Regions from separate parts of the Homo sapiens genome. Here region 2 is linked to region 1. The links are chromatin contacts, found by Hi-C or POLR2A ChIA-PET in ENCODE. All regions are on one chromosome and are shown on one strand. Each heading gives the region's core, a stretch centred on a gene start or an enhancer-like site at or near the end of the contact. The rest is flanking DNA. Distances are from core to core; before and after follow the strand shown.

The links. A loop is a pair of places that touch in the nucleus more often than their neighbours do. ChIA-PET counts read pairs that join two places held with the same protein, here RNA polymerase II (POLR2A).
Region 2: a loop to region 1 is called in a map of CD8-positive, alpha-beta T cell, with 16 times the contacts of the local background. The contact joins the promoter of INPP5F here to the promoter of VTI1A in region 1. A Hi-C loop is called at or near these places in 1 of 168 maps with a recorded cell type or tissue (CD8-positive, alpha-beta T cell). POLR2A ChIA-PET finds 5 or more read pairs at or near these places in 1 of 52 experiments (GM12878).

Annotation. Positions count from the first base shown.
Region 1 is chr10:112,445,369-112,450,228 of GRCh38, reverse strand. It overlaps VTI1A (vesicle transport through interaction with t-SNAREs 1A), which reads right to left and starts at 3,014. Exons shown (of 8, transcript NM_145206.4): 1 at 2,762-3,014. The coding sequence starts at 2,855. ZDHHC6 (zDHHC palmitoyltransferase 6) reads left to right here and starts at 3,315. Exons shown (of 11, transcript NM_022494.3): 1 at 3,315-3,524; 2 at 4,579-4,860. The coding sequence starts at 4,793. RefSeq lists enhancers at 2,949-3,208, 3,409-3,528.
Region 2 is chr10:119,723,082-119,727,941 of GRCh38, reverse strand. It overlaps INPP5F (inositol polyphosphate-5-phosphatase F), which reads right to left and starts at 1,892. Exons shown (of 20, transcript NM_014937.4): 1 at 1,583-1,892. The coding sequence starts at 1,679. RefSeq lists a silencer at 1,464-2,233 and an enhancer at 2,844-2,893.

The DNA.
Region 1 (4,860 bases), core at 1,765-4,264:
AAGAGGGCAACTACTGCGTTTTTAAGAATTATGATCAGGCCAGGTGCGGTGGCTCACGCCTGTAATCCCAGCACTTTGGGAGGCCCAAGTGGGTGGATTGCGTGAGCCCAGGAGTTTGAGACAAGCCTGGGCAACATGGCAAAACCCCATCTCTACAAAAAAAAAAAATCAGCCGGGCACAGTGGCTTGAGTAGTCCCAGCTACTCGGGAGGCTGAGGTGGGAGTAGACTTGAGCCGTGAGGGAGAGGTTGCAATGAGCTGAGATTGCGCCATTACACTCCAACGTGGGCGATACAGCAAGACCCCATCTCATAAAGAAAAAAGAATTATGATTATTCAATAATACAAGTCAGTAAGCATTCTTCCAGAGCCAGCAATGCAGTCTCCTTTCAATTGTAATGAAGCTCCTGTGTTTGGGCCTTATATAATACTACAGCTAAGGAAAGACATAGTTTTTTTTTAATTTATTTATTTATTGAGACAGTTTCGCTCTTGTCGCCCAGGCTGGAGTGCAATGGCGCAATCTCAGCTCATCGCAACCTCCACCTCCCAGGTTCAAGCGATTCTCCTGCCTCAGCCTCCTGAGCAGCTGGAGTTACAGGCATGTGCCACCACGCCCAGCTAGTTTTGTATTTTTAGTAGAGACAGGGTTTCTCCATGTTGGCCAGGCTGGTCTCAAACTCCCGACCTCAGGTGATCCGTCTGCCTCGGCCTCCCAAAGTTTTGGGATTATAGGCATGAGCCACCGGGCTCTGCCCAGTTTTATTTTTAAGGTACTGAATTCAAAAAGTTTCCTTCTATGTGTTAAGAATTGTCACATTAAAATATAAAGGCAAGAAAAAAATTGTAACACGATCTGTTTTCTTGGAAATTTACAACTTTGCATCCAAGGATGATTTTGTTACCTTGTAAAACAGCTTCCCAATACAAAAACTAATAACCCAAAGAAATGTTTCTACTGCTAAAACAATTACAATTAAAAATGAGTAAAACTCTAACTGGAACCACAAGTCCTGATACTCTGAGGCTCTGGGACTCAATTCAAAGGAAGTAGTCTCCAACAATAACAAAAATCAAGACGATCTCCGGCAGTGGAGAAAAGCAGAACTGAAGAGAAGAGGCGAGGTGATGTATCATGAAGAGATGAGGCCATCAGCCACTTTCGACACAAAAATCTCTGAGGCAGCAGAGCTTGGTGGTATATACTACCTTGGTTCTCTCCTCTTGTTCCCTTACTTGGACTCATAAACCTCTTTAAGACATCATCCATCTCCTCCAGAACTAACTGGGGACTTCAGGAGATGAGTGGGGTATAAGTTCAGAGATCCTGGCTTCAAGCAAATATCCCTATTAACAGAAAATAGGTGAGGGGAAGAAAAACAAAGAAATAAGGGAAGAAAATTACTTATAAACACATAAGTTTTGGGGGAAGTAGGGAAAGGGAAAGAGGAATGACAACTTAGGTCCGGGAGAAATTATTGCTAGTACCAGGACAAGTGGGCAAGTGAAGTGCCCACCAATCCGCAGATTAATGAGCACATCCACCTTTCTACACTTTATATCCTGGAGCTAGGGTAGGGACAAGTCTAGCAGCCAGATGATGGTTCAATTTCCCTAACAAAACTAAACAAAAATGTAAAACCCTTTTCTGTAACTAACTACTCTAATCTGTAGAGAAAGATAGTCCCCGAATCAACATTGTACAAACCATAGTTACAAAAGATCATATTTATATTCACCTGCTCATTCACTTATTTTCCTGAGCCCCTAATAAGTAAACGCCAAGGAAATCAGACACAGCTCCCACCTTCACATAGTTGACAGTCTAGCATAGAAAATAAGATGTGCTAAAACACAAAAGGAAACACAAAAACAAAAACATTTCCAGATGGGAGATGTGAAATTTTTAAGTGTGAAAAATTATCTTGTACCAAGTTTTACATGAAACTGGGTTATACAATAAATCCCCAAGAAGGATGAGAAACAAGAAATGGGGGTGGGGGGTATGAAAAATACTAATGCTAATACAGCAACTAACAACACCAAAAGTGACTTTAAATATGTTATATAAATTTAATCTACCTAACAACCCCATGAGAGAAGTACAATTTTCCCCCATTTACTAAGAAGGAAAGTTGAAAGAGACTAAGAAGTCTGTTTAAGAGGCACAACTTTTATTTTATTTATTTATTTGAGACGGAGTTTCACTCTTGTTGCCTAGGCTGGAGTGCAATGGCGAGATCTTGGCTCACTGCAACCTCCGCCTCCCGGGTTAAGAGGCACAACTTCTAAGTGACAGAGGTAGGATTTGAATCTAGGCACCCTGATTCTTACCTCTATTTTGCCGCATATAATTATAACAATATTATTACTAACACAACAACGCCGCTGTAGATTGTAGATCCATAGGCTACATACTTTCATTCATTTTCTTTGAATACTCACATGTCTATAATTTACAAATGAAAACATTAAGACTCTTAAGACGTTAAGAAACGTTTCCAGGTTATGCAAGTTACAAGAAGGTAGAGCCGGGATTCGAACTCAGATGGCTCAGATTCCGAAGGCTCTTTTCACGGCACCCCACACCCGAACTTGACTCCTTACCCTCAACCAAGCCAAGCCGTATCCCTCCTGGGAACAGCCGGCACCACCCACTCCAGCCTCGCGCCTCATAGACACACTTACTCGGGCGGCGTTCCACCGCCCGCACCCTCCCAGCTCTCCCCAGCACCCTCGTCCAGCCGGGCAAGGCTCTCACCAGGCGGGAGTCGTGGGACCCTCGCAATCTTGCTGGTGATCTCTGCAGTGAGCACCGCGAAGTCCTGCTCGTAACCTTCGAAGTCGGACGACATGGCGGCTCCGGAACGAGTAGCCCAGGCCAAAGCCTAGGTCAGGGAAAGGGCCTCGAGGGGCAGCGAGGGGCCCCGCGGCTTAGGAACCCCGGAAGGTGCCCCCGAGAGCAGAACGGAGAACCGGGGACAGCTCTCAACCCAGCCGCTTCCTGGTTGTTCGTCGCAATCTCGGTTCTCCGGAAATTGGGTTGCGTGCGTGCTTTATTTTCCGCTCCGACTTTAAGATAAGTAAGTTCGCAAAGGAAAAGCGCCCCAATTAGTGCCTCCCCCCAGAAAAGCGTATGAAAATATGCAAGTTCTGAGGGATCATTAGAAGCGTTTTTTCCCCCCTTCGTGTTCTGGGAATCGGCTCCGGATCCACACGCTACAAGGCACAGCAGCTTGCTTCCGGAGGGAGGTTTGAGGCGGCGAACCTCCGGAAGTGACAGTAACAGAGACTGCGCAGGGGGCCTGAGCGGGAGAGTCCTGGCGAGGGCGCTGGCCGAGAGGTGCTCGGCTTGTAGCAGGTCCCGCACTCCAGCCTCTCGCTGCCAGGGTTTGCTCTCTGCTTGTCCTGGGCTGAGGTGTCCATGACGGAGTCATCCAAGGAGGAAAAAATCTGTTCCGGGTGAGCCCAGGCCGCCCCGGATATGCGATGGCTGAGGAGCAGACACCAGGGACCACACTGAGGTGGGAGTCAAGGCAGGGAATATAAGCACGATTTTGGTGGTCTTTGTCCCACCAGAGTGGGAGCAGGCTCTCCTGAATGTTGAGACCAACCTGGCTTACCAGGATATTTCTTCCTTGGGTGAGGATTTATTTCTAAGCCCTCTGCTCCATGACTCGGGCGGGAAACTGAGGCACAAGTCAACAGCGTCTGCTGCGTGGTAGTCTGTATTATCCATGTAGCTCAGATCCTCTTCCAGATCTTCAGATCCAGTCCAGGCAGAGATGCCCTTCCACAAATCTCTCCGGAGCTCGCCGCCCTGCCTTCCATTTCCCTCGCTCCTGGAGGCACTTCCTCTTCTTTCTTCCCTCGAATCTTCTAATTCAGGTTCTTCTCATATACTCTTCTGGTCATAATTTCACACACACCACACACACTCTCGCTCTATCTCCTCCCTTCCTTTCCTTGCATGCTCTCTTTGCTTTCACTGTCGCTCCTTTACTTTTGGGCCAAATTGACTGTTCTCTTGATGTTTGGGTGGCGGGGTGGAGGAGACTGCAGGCAAATGGCATAGACCATGTCTGACTCATACTTGGCTTAATTCAAGACTTCATAAGAGGCAGCTTAGAATTTCATAAAGGGAGGTCGTTGACTTGCCTTCTATTCTGGTTCACCTGTTACTTGTGACCTTGGTCTAATCACTCAGCCTCTCTAAGACAATTTCTGTTCTATGAAGAAGGAAACTGAATTAGATCAACTCTAAGGTCCTAAAATTCTTTGTCTTCTCAAACTATTCACTAAGCGTTGGATGGTGACAGTCCCCTGACAAGCGGAGAAGGAATAAAAAAAACTATTTTGGAATCGTGTATCCAGTTTGCATGCCATTCAAACTTGTACCATATTTTGGATAAGTCAAAAGTAGTTCTTTTTGACATTTGACAAGATATGCATCCCAAAGTGTAGTGCACTTGTGAGATGCTGTTGTGTAGGTGTTTATTGTAGTTAACAAGTATGGTATGCAATAAAGGTTTTGTTTTGTTTTGTTTTAACTGAACTTTCCCATTTTGTTTTCTTTAGGTTGGGTTTCAGACCAAGACACTGGATTCTCCTAGTTAAGATAAAGAGCTTTGGGTGCCTGACAGTGAAAATGGTGTAATCTGCGTTAACAGTTCACAGCTTGAAGGCATGACAATTAAAGAACACACATGGACTTGTGGCACATGGAAATGTGCGCACAGAAAAAGGAAATCTATAATTCTTTTAAAGTAGGAAGGCATTCTTCCTTGCCAAAATGGGTACATTCTGTTCGGTTATCAAGTTTGAAAATCTACAAGAATTAAAGAGACTGTGTCACTGGGG
Region 2 (4,860 bases), core at 643-3,142, 7.3 Mb before region 1:
TTTAGAATCCAAGGAGTTGACTCTTTTGACAACCTAGGAATTTTGAAATCTGCTTTACTTCAAGCTGTACTGAAGCCTTACCCAAATTTGGGGGAGTGAAAGGAGGGAAGGGGAGAAAGCCAGACAAATGGTCAAATCAGAGAAGAGAATGACAGAAGACTGGCCAAAATTAGCCTATCCATAATAACTCTATCCCGAGATCATCAAGAACTTTATCTGGGCCAAGGAGTTTATCCTCCATTCTGAAAAGAGGAAATACAACGTAATAGCAAGAAAATATAGACAGAGCCTGAGGAAAAAAATAAGTTATCCTTCACTGCTCTGGCAAAGCAACTAGTAGGCCTTCCTAAGAAAGCAGTGGGGCCTGCCCAAAAGTGTTCTGGAGGTCACAGAACTGCCCTGTGTCAGTGTCTCAACTCTAGGCTGTGACCCCGAACGAGTTACTAATAACCTCTCACTCCTTTCTCCTCACCTGAAAAAGAGGATCCCACACGTGTCCTGTAAGGTTGCTGTGGGGATTGGAAATAATATGTTAAAGGGCCTGTCCTTAAAAACCATCCTATAAGTGATACCACGCTGTGATCTGAAAAGCTCATCTGAACCTTTTATCCTTTTCAATTCATATCATGTAATCCTTCTGTCTAGACTGCACATAAGAATTACAAGTAAGTCTGAAAAGCTCTGGCTCCTTCCTTAAAGAACTCTATCCTCTCGCTTTCCCTAAAGTGGAAGAATCTCTGAGTGATATGAGGAAAGGATTAGCAAGCCAAAAGGGGCAGGTGCCACCCAGCCCCATCTTACAAGAAACTGGACTGTCAGCGCTCTGAGGGCAGGGACTGCTCTGTTTAAACCACGACTGCACACACATTTTCCTAAAGCAAGCTAATTGCAGACTTAAGCCTCTCCGAACAGCTTACATGACACCCAAACATGGACCCACAATACATTTTGTGTCGCACAACATCAAGTCACACAAAAATCTCAAAATTATACATTACAATACAATTTAATTGTGCTGTGGTATTAAAGTCAAAGACAAAGGCTTTAAACCGAGTGCCTATGAGGTAACCACAGTAAAGTCACACCTTTAATAATAAGGGACCAAGAACACACGGGATGGCAACAGGGAGTGAGTGTCCAGCAGAGCCCTAGACGGAACTGGCGCAACCGCTCCAGATCGGAATTCGAACCCAGAACTTCTGGCGAAGGCCATGTAAGAACTACTCCAAGGAGGAAGAGGCCTTTACGGCCAGGTGCACCTTGCTGGAACTTTCTGCCGGAGGGGACCCCCTCCCCTCGGCCTGGGCCCCAAGCCCCAAGGGCGGCCGCGTGACGCGGTGGGAAGGACGAGGGTCGCCAGCCCCTTCTGCTCCGCACTGGGGTAGGGGCTCGGCGCTGTCTCGGAGAAAGGCCAGGCTCCTTCCAGTCAGGGAATAATGACAGCTCGCGCGCTCGCAGCCCGCCCCGCCCCGCCTCACCAGGCCCGCAGGCGGCTCCTCCCGCCCGGCTGAGGGGTCCGGCCGCGCCCCCTCCTCTCCCCGCCCTGGCCCGGGGTGCCCCCCGCCCGCACCGCCAGCCTCACCGGGTCGGAGCTGGAGGCCGCCGTCGCGGCGGCTGCACCACAGCGCGCGCTCGCCCTGCTGCAGGATGTAGTGGTCCTTGGCTTGGAAGAGCTCCATGCTGGCCCCGCGCGCCCAGGGAGGCGGCGGCCCGCGGGCGGCGCACGGGGCGTCCTAGTCGGTCGAGGCCGCCAGAGCCCGCGCCTCGGGGAGCGGCCGGGTAGGAACCGCGCCGAGAAGCAGCGGCAGAGGGAACGCCCCGGGGCACCCGACCGGTAGGAGGAGAACGCGCCCCGGCAGCGGCGGCGGCAGCGGCGGCCGTAGAGGCCTCTCCCCCCCGCTCCTCCCCTTCCCTGGCTCCGCCCCAGGCCCGGCTCCACCCCCTCTGCTGGCTACTCTCCCCGAGCGCCCGGCTCCGCCCCTCAGCCTCCTCCTCCTTTCAGCTCCCTCCCGCTTCCTGCCCTTTCCTCCGCCTTCTCCCGGGTGTCTCCTCCCAGCTCCTCCCCGCGGGTCTTTCCTCCTCCCTCTCGTCCTTCCGCCCGCCCCTCCCGCTCTTGCCCAGGCCCCTCCCCCGGCGCGCCAGCCTTCCTGTCGTGGTCACCGGTGGCAGCTCGGGAGCTCGGCCGAGTCGGTCTGGACTGACCGCCTCCCTCCGCGCGGCCTTGGGGACAGGCGCCCACCGCTGGGGCCTCCCCTCCGTGCAGGGAGGCGCTCACGCTTCGCCAGGCCGAGACCTGAATCCAACCCCACACCCGCTCTCCCGGAGCGGTGCGGGGTACGTTCCCCGCGGGCCTGCGCTGCCTGCCCGTACCGAAACCAGGCGAGACCCCGGGGCCTGGCTACAGGGGTTCATCCCCAGCCAGGCCCACAGCCAAGCGGAGGCGTCTTCTGTTTTCGTATTCCCTATTAGAAGTTTGACAACAGGAGGCATTCAATAAATGCACATCAACGAGGGAAAGCATGTAACAATAGAAAACACACAAGCATTAGCAGCACGCGGCTAAAGAGCGAGGAGGAAGGGAGGAATGTACAGGTGCTGCTGTGTCCCGAATTAAGCAGGGCGGTTTGGAGAAGACTTCACAAATGGAGCCAGTTAATGAAGCAAGCGGAAGGAATATCGTTTGGCGAGGATAAGATGAATGGAGACCCTCTCGGGGAAGGAGGAGTCTCCCCCAAACATCCTTGAGCTCAGTCTGTCTTGAAAAACCAGTTGATATCCTGAACAGAATGGGTCTGGAGAATGAGGCCCCCACTTCCGGGGCCAGTTCGAGGACTATCTAGCTGTGTGATCTTGGGGAAGTCTCTTGGTCTCAGATGGTGGTTGAACTAATGACCTTTTATGACACCCCCAGTTCTATAAATCATTGAGTCTTCCTACTCCTAACTCCTTGCCTTCTCTAATGCCTGAATCGGAAACAAGAGAAAAAGACAAGAAGTAGGAGATGAGAAAAATAAGGCAATACTTTTTTTTTTTTTTTTTTTAGTTTAGGAGCGGAAGTTTATAGGCAAAAGAAAAGGGAGAACAGCTGTCTCTCTTGCGAGAGAGAGGAGTGACCGAATGGGACTTCTCAGAAAGCAATACTTTTAACCTTCTGCTCAAGTAAAAGTGAGAGGGTACAAAAGCAGGAAGGAGTTCCACATGACTAGTTATTCCAGCCCACAGTGTTGAATTTCCATAGCACAGAAAGTCCAATGATAACAAAGCGTCCTGGAATCTTTTCTAAGTACCATGCCTCTGTGCTGTCCAGACACCTCAACATAAAGGTCGAGGGAGGTGGTTACTCTATCAAATCTTTGTGATGTGATTTGGAGAAAGAAGGTAATGAAGCTATAAGAAGCTTCAGTGGAACCATCGGTTTCAGATTGATTGTTTAATTCAGCCATGTGTTGACTTAGCAAAAATGAGAATGAGAAAATCCTATGAAGACATTGTATCCTGCAAATTATTTCATTATTGTTTTATGAATTACATTGCCAGATGTGAAGAAAACAATGCTGTTGTAACTGTTTTAAAACAATTAATTAGTTCATTGAAACTTTTCCTGATGTTTTAGATCCATGGTTCCAACCCTGGCTGCCTATTAGAATCACCTGGGGAATTTTTCAAACATATCAATGCTTGGACCTTAGACCAATTAAATCAGAATTTAATTGGGGTGGGGCTCTGGCATCAGTTTGTTTATTTTTTCTAAGCTCCCCAGATGACTTTACTATGCAGTCAGGCTTGAACACCACTATTTTAAGTGAAATTAATTAGTAAAATCTGCCTGACAGCAGCTTGGAAAAAAACAGCAGTCAGTCATTAACTAATGCCATCATATGGGCTTGGTTACCTGTAAATGCAGAGTTAACAAGCAAAGTCTTTAGGAGAGAGGAAAACATGGAGGGGAGATGCTTCTGTAATTATCTGACCCCAATGCACACTGCTGTCTCCCTCAGGCTCCAAACACATGCTGTGGGGTAGGCACAGCTCTAGCCTGGCTGAGCAGAGTGAAAAGAGCACATATTTTCTGTCCCTGGTAGATGTCACATCCCCAATCTACTGCCACAGTTGCCTTGCCTTGTTTCTGCTATGAACTTCCTGAACCTTGGCCACTGCAGCCTCTCCACTCCCTGGCTAGCCTATCCTCGGCCTGTGGCTAACTTGCCAGCCTCATCACCCTCTTCCAGCTTCCTAATTCAAGGTCCTCCTGCCCCGATGCCACCCAGGTTTTAATGGAAAGTTCACGTGATGCTGCTCTCCTTTTTAAACACAGATGACCATCATACATATTATATATCTTCTTTTACGTGTATGGCATATATATGCTAATTTAAGTATAATCACTAAGGAGTTTGGTTCTAGCCAGTTCTGTGTGATTTTGGTCAGTTCACTCAATCTCTTTTGATCTCAGGGTCCTTATTTATGAAAAGAGATGATCACTAAGTGTTCCCTTCCAGTGCTGAAATCAATGTGAGGAAATGTGTCCACGTAGTTAAACCTACACAAATGATGGTAAATAAGCCAACTGTGATTATCGATTTAGCCCTTCAATATCTCTGAGATCTTTGGATTAGATTTTGGTATCCTCTGGTGAGATTTGACTTTAACATCATCTCCTGTCTTCTGTCTACTTGTCCATAGTCTTGTTTGTTGTCTGTGATAACTTTCTTCAGTCTTGTCTATGAGAAATCTCCCAAAAGAAGAGATTTATATTTATATAAATATATTCCCCCCTCCCCCAGCCTGCCTGGAGGCTGCTAATGTTGCAGGTCAGCAGTCCAGGTGGCTTAACTTTGTTTTTTGTTTTTTGTTTTTTAA